Regions from separate parts of the Homo sapiens genome. Here regions 1, 2 and 4 are each linked to region 3. A link is a contact called in ENCODE Hi-C or POLR2A ChIA-PET data. All regions are on one chromosome and are shown on one strand. Each heading gives the region's core, a stretch centred on a gene start or an enhancer-like site at or near the end of the contact. The rest is flanking DNA. Distances are from core to core; before and after follow the strand shown.

Region 1 (2,700 bases), core at 84-2,583, 1.6 Mb before region 3:
ATTCGTCAAAAATATTTATATTGTGTTAACCTCATTTACCAAGACATTTCAAATTTACATCTTTGTGTCTGTTAAAGACAGATTTAGAAATACACTAATTTTATTCAAATACAGTTTTTAGTTATGATGATTAGATTTAAAGATATGTGTGATCGGTCAGTTTATGATTATGTAGAATAACATGTCAATATTTACAGGATAATGCAGGTAGGTAAGACACCTGTTCTACTATTGCATGATTTCATGATTTAACTGGTGTAATTAGGAAAGGTTTTAGATCTAATTCGAACTGTCATATCCACTTTTTTTTTTTTTTTTTTTTTTTTTTTTTTTTTTTTTTGAGATGCAGTCTCACTCTGTTGCCCAGGCTGGAGTACAGCTCATTGCAACCTCTGCCTCCAGGGTTCAACCGATTCTCGTGCCTCAGCCTCCTGAGCAGCTGGGATTACAGGCACCCGCCACCACGCCTGGCTAGTTTTTGTATTTTTGTAGAGACAGGGTTTCATCATGTTGGCCAGGCTGGTCTCGAACTCCTGACCTGAAGTAAACCACCCACCTTGGCCTCCCGAAATGCTGGGAAGATATACTTCTAATAACAGCATTTCCAACTACATTACTTGGTTGAAACAGTTGAAACTGCCATTGCAGTTGCAGTAAAGGTAACAAGAGGTAAACTTCTAATATGTAACAGGAGATTTGACTTTTCTCATATGTAACAGGAGATTTGACTTTTCATCTAGAATTAGAACCAAAATCGTTAAATTTGTATAGATATTTGCATTAGCAGAAATCCCATTTTGTTCATGTTGTTTTTAAATAAAGTGACTCGTTTAAAATTTAGTTGCATTTTAAAAATCTGTGTTATGGGAGTGGTAATACTGACTCCAGGCAGGGAAATGAGACAATTGTTAGAGACGCAGGGATGGAGCTGAGAGGTCCTCCTGGTCTCCAATGGCCCGGCGGTGGCTCGATGGGAGGGAGAGCGCCCCCTGGAGGCATTGGCGGTTCCTGGCTCGTGTGCTCGCGGGAACCCAAGCTGTGAGCCTCTGGCCCCGCCAGGGCGTACGAATCCTTTCCTCGTTTATCCAGTATTAAGTCACGCTGTGTGCTAAGTACCGTGGCCAGGCAGCAGCTAGACAACGCGCTGAGGTAAAATAGAGAACTAAGGAAGAATGGGGGACCCCAAAGTCAACTTGGTGACACATCACACGCAGGAGTCGGACCCACGGCTCCCCGAGCCACAGCTCAGTGGGGCGGGACCGCCCGGGCCTGGGCGGGGCCGGGGCGGGGCCTGTCACGGGGGAAATCACCGCCCTAGCATCCGGGGAAATCGCGGTCTTAGCATCCGGCGCGCGGCGGTTGAATTGCTGCGCCCAGCGAGGCAACCGCCTCCGAACGCCAGGTGGGGGCGAGGCGTCTCGGAGTCTCAGAGACACCAAGGCCCCTGCGACAAGGTGGCTGCAGCTAGGCCGGGGGCGTCAGGACGACGGAGCGGGTTCGGGTCGGTGACACGCAGACCTGAGGGAGCTGGGCCCGCCTTTTCCGCCCGCGCCCCAGGCCCTTGCAGATCGAGATTTGCGTCCTAGAGTGGGAAAAAAGCAGAGGCCAGGGCGCCGGTAAGTAAAGGTTCCTCCTCACCCGCCGCCAGGGCCCGGTCCGCCCAACGAGCAGGGCGGCGTGAGGGTCACGGGCTGGAAACAACAATGCCACAGCTCAAGCCGACTCCAACAGTAGTAGCGTTTTTGTTTGTTTGTTTGTTTGTTTGTTTTTTGAGACAGGGTCTCCCTCCGTCGCCCAGGCTGGAGTGCAGTGGTGTGATCTCGGCTCACTGCAACCTCCGCCTCCGGATTCAAGCGATTCTCCCGCCTTAGCCTCCTGAGTAGCTGGGGTTACAGGCGCGCGCCACCACACTCGGCTAATTTTTGTATTTTTAGTAAAGACGGGTTTCACCATATTGGTCACACCAGTCTCGAACTCCCGACCTCAGGTGATCCGCCCGCCTCGGCCTCCCAAAGTGCTGGGATTACAGGCGTGAGGCACTGCTCCTGGCCTACAGTAGTGGCTTCTGGAGGCCACTCAGGCACCCCCTGTTTCTAGCTTAGAGAAGGAGGAAATCGACAATAAAGTAGCCTTAAAGGGATCCATGTTCCGCCCTGCCACCTCTTCAGATGTCAGCGTTGTCCAACTAGTGTCCCTAGAATTACCCAGGATGTGAGTGGCACTGATTCATCAGTGGTTTAATCAGCAAAACCAAGTGTCTTACCTATCTGCCTCATCTGCTCACTGCCTCTTTCCAAGGCGTTCTCACAGGCGCAAACACTTTCTTTTCCTCCATTAATTCCAGTAGGTAAGATTTTGCAGTCTCCTTTAAGGTCCCCGTTTCTCAAAGATAGCCCAAGGAATCTCGCCACTTCCTTGCCTTTTACACATCTGGATTCATCCAGAGACATAAACCCTGACCAGGACTAGCTTCAAAAGGGTCCCACCCGTGCAGTCACATAGGGCTCAGAAGGGCCCTGTACTTACTTTCTTGCTCTGCTATGGCAATCTTGAAATTCTTAATTTTTAAACCAGCACCCGCCTCCCCTCCCCGCCACCTCCACAACATTTTCATTTTGCACTGGGCCTGGCCTTAATTCTCAATTTTCTCAAAGGCTGTCATGTAACTATATAAAAATATAGTTAAAAGAGTTTCTTCTC
Region 2 (2,790 bases), core at 5-2,504, 1.7 Mb after region 3:
GAATCTAAATTGGAGTGGAGGTCTGGGAAAGGCCTCCTGGAAGAGGTGACACTTGAGGCTGACCTGAAGGACAAGTCGGTTAGATGTTTCAAGTGGTGAGAACGGTAGCATGAATGCTCAGCAGTGGGAACGCGGATGGTGCCTTTGAGTAATGGCCAATGACTGTATGGCTGCAGCTAGGGTCGGGGGGAATGGAATGGCAGGGAATCAAGCTAACTGACAGGTAGTTGAGGGATGGATTATGAAAAAGTGAAAGCCCGCTTTTCATTTCAGGCTTGGATTTTGTGTTTATTTACTTATTTATTTATGAGAAAGGGTCTCACTCTGTTGCCCAGGCTGGCACGATATCGGCTCACTGCAACCTCCCGAGTTCAAGTGATTCTCCCACCTCAGCCTCTCGAGTAGCTGGGATTACAGGTTTGCGCCACCACGCCCAGCTAATTTTTGTATTTGTATTTGTAATTTTTTTGAGACGGATCTCGCTCTGTCACCTAGGCTGGAGTGCAGTGGTCCAATCTCGGCTCACTGCAACCTCCGCCTCCCAGGTTCAAGCAATACTCCTGCCTCAGCCAACTGAGTAGCTGGGATTACAGGCCCCTGCCACCATGCCCGGCTAATTTTTGTATTTTTAGTAGAGACGGGGTTTCACCATGTTGGCCGGGCTGGTATCGAACTCCTGACCTCAGGTGATCCGCCGGCCTCGGCCTCCCAAAGTGCTGGGATTAAAGGGGTGAGCCACCCCGCCCGATAGGCTTGGACTTTGTTAAAGGCATACAGAATAACACGAAGTGGTGAGATGCAGAAAAAAGTAGTAATTTAAGAAAACTTGGCTTGCCACGTTGGTTCCTCTAGGGACCAGCCCTGCAACTCCGGGCAAGTCCTATCCCCTCTGACCAGAGGCAAAGTGAAACAGTGATGACATCTACCTCTAGCAGTGCTGTGACGATTAAATGCGATCTTAGGCAAAGCGCCTGGTATGTGCCGTTACTCGAAAAAATGACAGTTGTCCCTCTTCGCTCTGGCCCCATCCTCCTCATCTGCAAATGCCGGGAGGCCGGGCCACTCTCGCAGGTCGCTCCCGGAGCCAGCTGAGCAGTGGGAGGGGAAGCGGTGGGACAGAAGGGCGCCAGCCAGTCGTCCGGGCACCGTGGCTGGTTCGGCTGCCGCTCAGCCGCGCGGGGGCGCTCTAGACTGCTCCTCGTGCTCTATGGTGTTGCCTTCGCCCCGGAAGTAGTTGCGCAGCTGGGGTTGGTAAGGTCGGGCCATGGTGGGGCAGAGGTTGGGAAGATGGCGTGGCGAGGCTGGGCGCAGAGAGGCTGGGGCTGCGGCCAGGCGTGGGGTGCGTCGGTGGGCGGCCGCAGCTGCGAGGAGCTCACTGCGGTCCTAACCCCGCCGCAGCTCCTCGGACGCAGGTAATAGCCGCCGCGCTCTGGTCTTCTCGCCTCTTGGTCCCTGAGCTCTGGCCGTGTATCCTCGGGGGCGGAGGCCGTCTGGGCCTCTTGTGCTGGCCCCAGCTCACCCCCTTCACCTTACCTGCCCCTTCTCTCTCCTCTCTCGCCTCCGTCCAGTCCTCGCTTCTCGCTCCCCTTGCCCAGCCCAGCCCCCCGCGAGCCTGCGCTTTCTCCTTTCCCATTGGGAAGGACGTGACTGGAAGGGGAACTAAGCTGAGGGTTCATTGCGTGCCACACTTCATAATCGCGAGTGGAAACTGTTGAGCCAGTTTCTGAAGTGAAGAAGTTAGTACAGCTGGCAGAATGGCGGTTTTTATTCTTTTTCCATCTAATTATAAAGGTTGTGTTCCATTACAACCAGTCGCCTTCTTTAGCTTGTGATCTAAGGGAGGACGAAGTCTGATGGAAGGTATCACTTTGTGTCTGGCAAAGTCGTAGGAGAGGCTTTATTGTTGAATTGAGACAGTGGAAGATTTCGTTTCCGGTTGATTTGGAAAGAAAACTGCCGAACCTTCCGAGTAGAAGTGTGAAGCGTATGGTTGATCAGTATTGCTGATTTTTGCATCACAGTAATTCATTTCTAATTTGAGAGAGAAGAGAGAAATTCCTCACCTGTTTAAGAATCTGATGTGCATTTGGCTTTGAAAATTTTCCTCCTCTTTTGTTCAAAACTTCATTCCTTCCAATTTCTGACTTGGTTAGATGGGTGCCTCGAATCCACCTGATTGCTGATAAGAAACATTGTTTATCAACACGTGGGATAGTCAGTGGTAAATAATCGAGGCTCTAATGTGGCGGAGCCATTGCCTAATCTCAAGGATCACCTGAAGAGTTTGTATGGATTTTATGTCCCAGGCCTCACCCCAGTCCTCCCAAATCACAATCAGGAGAGGGGTGGGTGGAGTGGAAGAACCTATATGTCCGACAAGCATTCCAGGTGAATTTTATCAGGGACTTGTGAAAACTTTACATACATTGTATCTTCATACACTAACATAGATCTGTCAGGCACTAATCTTAAACTCCTGGGGAGGTGGAAAATGAGGACAGATGGAGGTGGTAATCCCATTTGAGATTGCATGGTTTAAGGGGGAAAGAAAAGATTAATACTGGCCGGGCGTGGTGGCTCACACGCCTGTAATCCTAGCACTTTGGGAGGCTGAGGCAGGTGGATCACCTGAAGTTAGGAGTTCAAGACCAGCCTGGCCAACATTGCAAAACCCCGTCTCTACTAAAAATACAAGAAATTAGCGGGGCATGGTGGCGGGCGCCTGTAATCCCAGCTACTCGGGAGCCTGAGGCAGGAGAATGGCTTGAACCTGGGAGGCGGAGGTTGCAG
Region 3 (2,729 bases), core at 85-2,584:
CGCCACTGCACTCCAGCCTGGGGGACAGAGCGAGACTCCTTCTCAAAAAAAAAAAAAATTAACACTTGATCACTAAAGTTGAAGAGGGGGCATAGAATTTGTATAGTATTTTATTTTCCAGATTTTTAGGTAAGGAGGTCGATACAATAAAATGGGACACTCCAAAGAGTAGATGCTAAATAAGAATAGCTTTTGGGGCTGAGTGCAGTGGCTCATGCCTGCAGTCCCAGCACTTCCAAAGGCTGGGGTGGGCGGATCACTTGAGGTCAGGAGTTCAAGGCCAGCCTAGCCAATATAGTGAAACCCCATCTCTACTAAAAACACAAAAATTAGCCAGGCGTGGTGGTGCACACCTGCAATCCCAGCTACTTGGGAGGCTGAGGCAGGGGAATCGCTTGAACCCAGGAGGCGGAGGTTGCGGTAAGCCGAGATCGCACCACTGCACTCCAGCCTGGGCGACAGAGCAAGACTCCGTCTCAACCAAAAGAAAAAGAAAAAAAGAAAAGAATAGCTTTGCGTTTCCCCCAAATTTTAACCGAATTTAAGAGTACAGACTAGTGATTGTTTTAAAGGAGTGAGGCACCTAAGCCTTTTTACTCATTCACTAATTCTAAAGCACAAAACCCTTCTGGCCCCAAACACACAGACTGTTTGACAGCTGTTTTGGAACAAAACAGGTGCTGTTTCTTGCTGCAAGGACAGTACTTGCAGTCAAAACGGCTTTGGGCAAGCTATGAATCTCACTTCAACTGCACTTAATGTCTGCAGATGACACTTGCGAGGGTGCTTTGTAAACAGTGAGCCACAACAAAGACAGTATTCCTTCAATGTTAGTGTTCAGCCTAAGAGCGGCAAAGCCCCATTTGTTATCAGCAACCAGCTTGGCCTCTGACAAGAATGTCAAAGACCCTGCCATCACCGGCCGCTACGAAGACGACCAGCTCCTCCTTCATCAGGAGCTGCCTCCCTACAGCCTGGCGGGAGCGACTACGTCACTAGGATCCCGGCGACCTGTTTCGGGTGAGCCTGGCTGAATCAAAGCTATCACGGCCGAGGAGCCCGCTGTGGGGGAGGGGGTAAGGCCAGGCTGGCGCTCAGCCCCCTCTCGTCTCACCTGTCTGAGCGCCGCCTCTTCAGGAGGGCCCGGGCAGGGGGCACCGACCGGTCGCAGAAACGGAAAATGGTGCCGAGAATCCTAACCAGCCATCTGTACATACCAGGCCCAAGCAGCAGCGGCGGCCGACACACCCCGAGACGCAAACCCCAGAGCTGTCGCCGCCGCTGCCGCCTTCGCCGTCTTAACCACCACCGCCAGAGTTCGGTCGCTGATTTGTGACGCGATTCAAGAGCCCACAGATACAGCGTCCCCAGGGCTACCAGAGGCCCCCGCCCGCCACCACTCCTGACGTCACCTCCTCCCGCCCGACCGGAAAGCTCCATTCTCAATCTGCGCACGCGCAACCTAGCACCGCTCCCTATTTCCGAGCCCAGCAACAAGAGTAATTGTGGGACGGTCCCGGCCCAATCGCTGACGAGATCGGAAGGGCTGTCGGCAGGGTTTTCTCTTCGGCGGAGCCAATCCGGAGCCGGCCCGTGGGACAAGGCCCACAGGCCACATGTGAGGCTGCTCCACTCCGGAGGAGGCGTTCCGGGGTCCCAGAGGACATTAGGTGCTCAGTGTTTGCTGAATGCACATGTAAAGGTAGATCAGGTTAATTAACACACGTTTACCGTTTTAGGCGCCCTTTATTTTGCACTTACCTTTTGCCTCGTACTTTTCACGCATTGTCACCTTAATATGCCCAGCAATGGCGTGTGACAGAGAGTCTTAAGCCAGTTTTATAAGTCAAGGAAATTGAGGCATAGAGCGATTAAGTTATTTGTCTAAGATCACAAAACTAGCTAGAGACGTGGCTGGAACTTGAACCCGGGGTCTGAGTACCAGCGCCAGTCCCTCGCCCTTGAGGTCAGTCTACTTGGAGACATGTACATAGATAATTACAAATTACAATACACCGTAAGTGGTTGCTGTGATAAAGGTATGTGCAGAGTGCAGTGGGAGCCAGAGAAAGGAAAACCACACACTGAGGGAGAGAAGGAAAGGGCAGATGTCCTCAAGAAAGGCTTCACAGAAATTTAAGGATGAAACCTGCGGCCCACTAATGTCTCCTACCCTGGGCTAGTAAGTAATGAGTCTCGTTACTCTCCCTCTATAATTCCAATGTCACACTTCTAGTTAATTGTCAACTATAGGCCGGGCGCGGTGGCTCCTGCCTTTAATCCCAGCACTTTGGGAGGCTGAGGTGGGCAGATAGCTTGAGCCCAGGAGTTTGAGACCAGTCTGTGCAACATAGTAAAACCCCATCTTTACAAAAAATACAAAAATTAGCCGGGTGTGGTGGCACGCACCTGTAGTCCCAACTACTTGGTAGGCTGAGGTGAGACGATCACTTGAGCCCAGGAGGTTGAGACTGCAGTGAGTCGTGATCACGCCACTGCACTCCAGCCAGGGTGACAGAGTGGGACCCTGACGCACCCCATCAAAAAATTATCAACTGTAAAACAAATCCCACCCTATTTAGTGATAGAAAATCCAGTCCCCTCTTCCAAACAATCCTAAGAATCCTCAAAGGTTTTCATGCCCCACAAATCCATTCCTGATTAACTTGTTTCCTACTTGTGATTCAGTTAAGGCCAGAGTTTTACACTTGCTTGAACTTCAACGCTGG
Region 4 (2,700 bases), core at 71-2,570, 1.2 Mb after region 3:
AGTCCGCGCCGAGGGCAGGTGGAGCAGAACCCCGCCCCAGAGGTGCCCAGCCCCTCCAGCCGGCACCGAGGACCCCGGGGCCGGCCTGGGCCGGCTCGGCCCTGCTGGACGTAACCCGAGCCGGATCCGTCCAGTTTGGGAATTTGCCATGACGTCGCTATGGAGAAGAGGAAAGCCTGCATTGTCCCCTCCTCTCGTACTGCACCCTCCCACCACTGCCCTCCCTCTTCCCCCCAGGCCCTGCTCTCTTCCCCTACACCGCCCCTTCAGCCGGGCTCCCGCCACCCCCCTCCCCCGGGCATTACCCCTCCAGCTTAGTGCTGCGCGTTCCCCCTCCACTGCCTTCTCCTGGACACGGATCCCCTCCGTGCCCCTTCAGCCTGGCACTGCCCTGTCCCTTGGATACCAGCTCTTCCCTCACACTGGCCCTTCCTCCTGAGTGCTGGCTTCTATCACAAGGCCCCCCCTTCCCGGGCACTGCTCCCGCCCCCTGAGCCCCGCCTCTGCCTCCCAAATGCCCCTTACTCCTGGTGCTGGCTCTCCCGCACACTTGTGCGTTTCCTGGGCGCTGCCCTCGCTCCTCTCACACTATCTCTACGCTGCCCATCCACCCTGCGCGCGCTCCGCCCTCTGTTCTATCCTTCCCCAGCCCCTGATAGAGAACCCAGAACACCAGCAGGCAGTTCCCCCAAAGCGGAGGGATGGAAGCAGCGACTTGGGTTCCTCCTTGGGCCCAGCCAGGGAGAAGCGACCCACGCCCGCGTCCCAGGAGTAGACTTCCCGGCACCTGGAGCTCCCTTCCCTCCGGCCTACCCCTTCCGGTGCCCTCCCCAACCTCCACCCCCGCACACCCCGCAGGCCCGGTTGCTCCAAGTGCACCTACCCACGGGAGCCCCGAGAAAAGGAAGGATGAGGAAGACGGCCCCAACCCTCTCCGAATCCTTCCAGCTTTGCTTTTCACCCCTGACGGGGCAGAGGGGCCTTCCCAGGCCTGTCTGGGCCGCTCGTCTCTTCGGAGGGGCAGAGGGGAGGCGGCTCCTAACGGGCTGACCCGGAGGAGTCCGATGTAGACAGCTCCGCAGCCCCCAGCCCCAACCCCTACGGAGCTCAGGCGTCTGCAGCCCCTCCTGCCTGGGCACGGGGAACCGCGAACCCGGGCCGGCCCCTCCACGTGCCAGTAGACCCGCCCCTCCCGGGCGCCCCTCTCCGACCCGGGCATCCGCAGGGAGCCGGCGCGGGCTTGCGCCTTCCCAGCGCCCCTTGCCGCCTCTCGGGAGGCCCCGCGCGGACCCCAGCCTGGCTGGGCCGTCCCCTCCGGATGGGCCGGCGGGCGGAGCAGCGCAGAGGGCACCGCCCTCGGCCCGCCCGCCGGGGAGGGGACGCGAGCGGGAGGCTGCGCCAGCGGCGCCCGCCGGGGGCCCGCCGCACTCTGCTCTCGGCCTCCCGGGCTGCGGGGACGGGACGGCTGCCGGCGCGGACTTTGCGGGCCGGGAGCCGAGTCCAGGACAGAGCCGGAACCGCCGAGGGAGGCGAGAGGGCAGTGCGCGGAGATGGCGGCCGCGGCGGCGGAGGAAGGGATGGAGCCACGGGCGCTGCAGTACGAGCAGACCCTGGTAAGTGAAGCTGAGCTGAGCCCCAGGAGTGCGCTCCGGGACCCCTGCTCCAGGTTACCCTGGGAAGCGCGAGGACCAGGGGCCTACCCTAATCCTGTCCTAGCATTTTGAGCTGGGGAAACTGAGGCTTGGAAGTCTGAGGCTGCAGGGCCGAAGGGATGGAAAACTGCATGCTGGTTTCTGGCTGAGGCTGAGGGCCTGCAGAGGACAAGGACACCAGGTACTTGTCTCAGGTGTCCTTCCCCTCACCCCACAACATGCACGTTTTCTTTGCACCTCCCCTTCACCACCTGGGCCCAAGTCTCAGCACCCCACTGCCCCTTCCGCGGCACCATTCACACCATTGAACTTTCTCTACGCCACTATCTCCACCACCCAAGACATTCTCTGTGTCCCTGCCATGTGCATGGCACCATGCTAAGCATAGAATCGAGTGTGTAGAAAGATGGTCAGCCCCAGACCCTACCTCTGGAGGCTCCACACCCAGCGTTGGCTCCAGGAGCCCCTCAGTTGACTCTGGAAAAAGGTGGCTTGCCACTCTGGGGGACAGGAGCTTTAGGGAGGGTGGGTGAAGCAGGAATGGGTGTGGGAATTGGGACCTTTGTCTATGCTGATGCGGGGTATCCAGCCCCCACCCACCCCAGGGTGTGTCCCCTGACCTCATTAGAAGCAGGGGTCCTGGGCTCTGAGCTGACTTATCGCCCCCATTGTTACTTGGTGTTTGAGAAGCCACGTGACCCTCCTCATGTCACTGGGGTGGAAGACCCAAGCCCTAGGGAAAGGAAGGGGCCCGTGGTTCCTTTTTACCAGCTTGGGCTGGAATTTGCCCAGGAAGGTGGCAGGGAGGGAACGTCTTGGAGAGGAGAGGCTATAAGTCTGGGAGGTGCCCAGTTAGGAGAAAGTAGCTGGATGAATCAGGATGTCAGGGAGAGGTGGGAGTAGAGCAAGGGTAGAGGGGCCAACCCTTGGGATGGGGTAGGAGACACTTGCCAATCTGCCCAGACCAGGATAGGAGCATGGTCAAGGAAGCCAGGCACCTGGCCTCTGAAATGGTGCCTCTTAACACCAGCCACCTCTCCATCTCCGT

The links. A loop is a pair of places that touch in the nucleus more often than their neighbours do. ChIA-PET counts read pairs that join two places held with the same protein, here RNA polymerase II (POLR2A). Pooled maps may share reads with other maps.
Region 1: a map of CD4-positive, alpha-beta T cell shows a loop between it and region 3 (5-fold over the local background). The contact joins the promoter of RPL39L here to the promoter of SENP2 in region 3. A Hi-C loop is called at or near these places in 3 of 168 maps with a recorded cell type or tissue (CD4-positive, alpha-beta T cell and CD8-positive, alpha-beta T cell) and 7 of 50 pooled maps.
Region 2: a loop to region 3 is called in a map of CD4-positive, alpha-beta T cell, with 8 times the contacts of the local background. The contact joins the promoter of PARL here to the promoter of SENP2 in region 3. A Hi-C loop is called at or near these places in 1 of 168 maps with a recorded cell type or tissue (CD4-positive, alpha-beta T cell) and 8 of 50 pooled maps. POLR2A ChIA-PET finds 5 or more read pairs at or near these places in 1 of 52 experiments (BJ).
Region 4: a loop to region 3 is called in a pooled map, with 12 times the contacts of the local background. The contact joins the promoter of POLR2H here to the promoter of SENP2 in region 3. A Hi-C loop is called at or near these places in 1 of 37 single-sample maps with no recorded cell type and 10 of 50 pooled maps. POLR2A ChIA-PET finds 5 or more read pairs at or near these places in 1 of 52 experiments (T-cell).

Annotation. Positions count from the first base shown.
Region 1 is chr3:187,138,129-187,140,828 of GRCh38, reverse strand. It overlaps RPL39L (ribosomal protein L39 like), which reads left to right and starts at 1,333. Exons shown (of 3, transcript NM_052969.3): 1 at 1,333-1,616. RefSeq lists a silencer at 1,193-1,422 and enhancers at 1,463-1,612, 1,653-1,752, 1,621-2,127.
Region 2 is chr3:183,883,344-183,886,133 of GRCh38, reverse strand. It overlaps PARL (presenilin associated rhomboid like), which reads left to right and starts at 1,254. Exons shown (of 10, transcript NM_018622.7): 1 at 1,254-1,412. The coding sequence starts at 1,288. RefSeq lists enhancers at 805-1,034, 1,075-1,124 and silencers at 1,074-1,224, 1,335-1,494.
Region 3 is chr3:185,584,900-185,587,628 of GRCh38, reverse strand. SENP2 (SUMO specific peptidase 2) reads right to left here and starts at 1,334. Exons shown (of 17, transcript NM_021627.3): 1 at 1,115-1,334. The coding sequence starts at 1,215. RefSeq lists enhancers at 1,255-1,654, 1,695-1,744, 1,238-1,856, 1,857-2,475, 2,476-2,729.
Region 4 is chr3:184,360,330-184,363,029 of GRCh38, reverse strand. It overlaps POLR2H (RNA polymerase II, I and III subunit H), which reads right to left and starts at 1,320. Exons shown (of 6, transcript NM_006232.5): 1 at 884-1,320; 2 at 1-157. It overlaps CLCN2 (chloride voltage-gated channel 2), which reads left to right and starts at 1,425. Exons shown (of 24, transcript NM_004366.6): 1 at 1,425-1,613. The coding sequence starts at 1,551. LOC124906311 (a long non-coding RNA gene) reads right to left here. Exons shown (of 3, transcript XR_007096193.1): 1 at 2,273-2,700; 2 at 2,080-2,166; 3 at 1,719-1,811. RefSeq lists silencers at 1-160, 231-500, 1,061-1,650.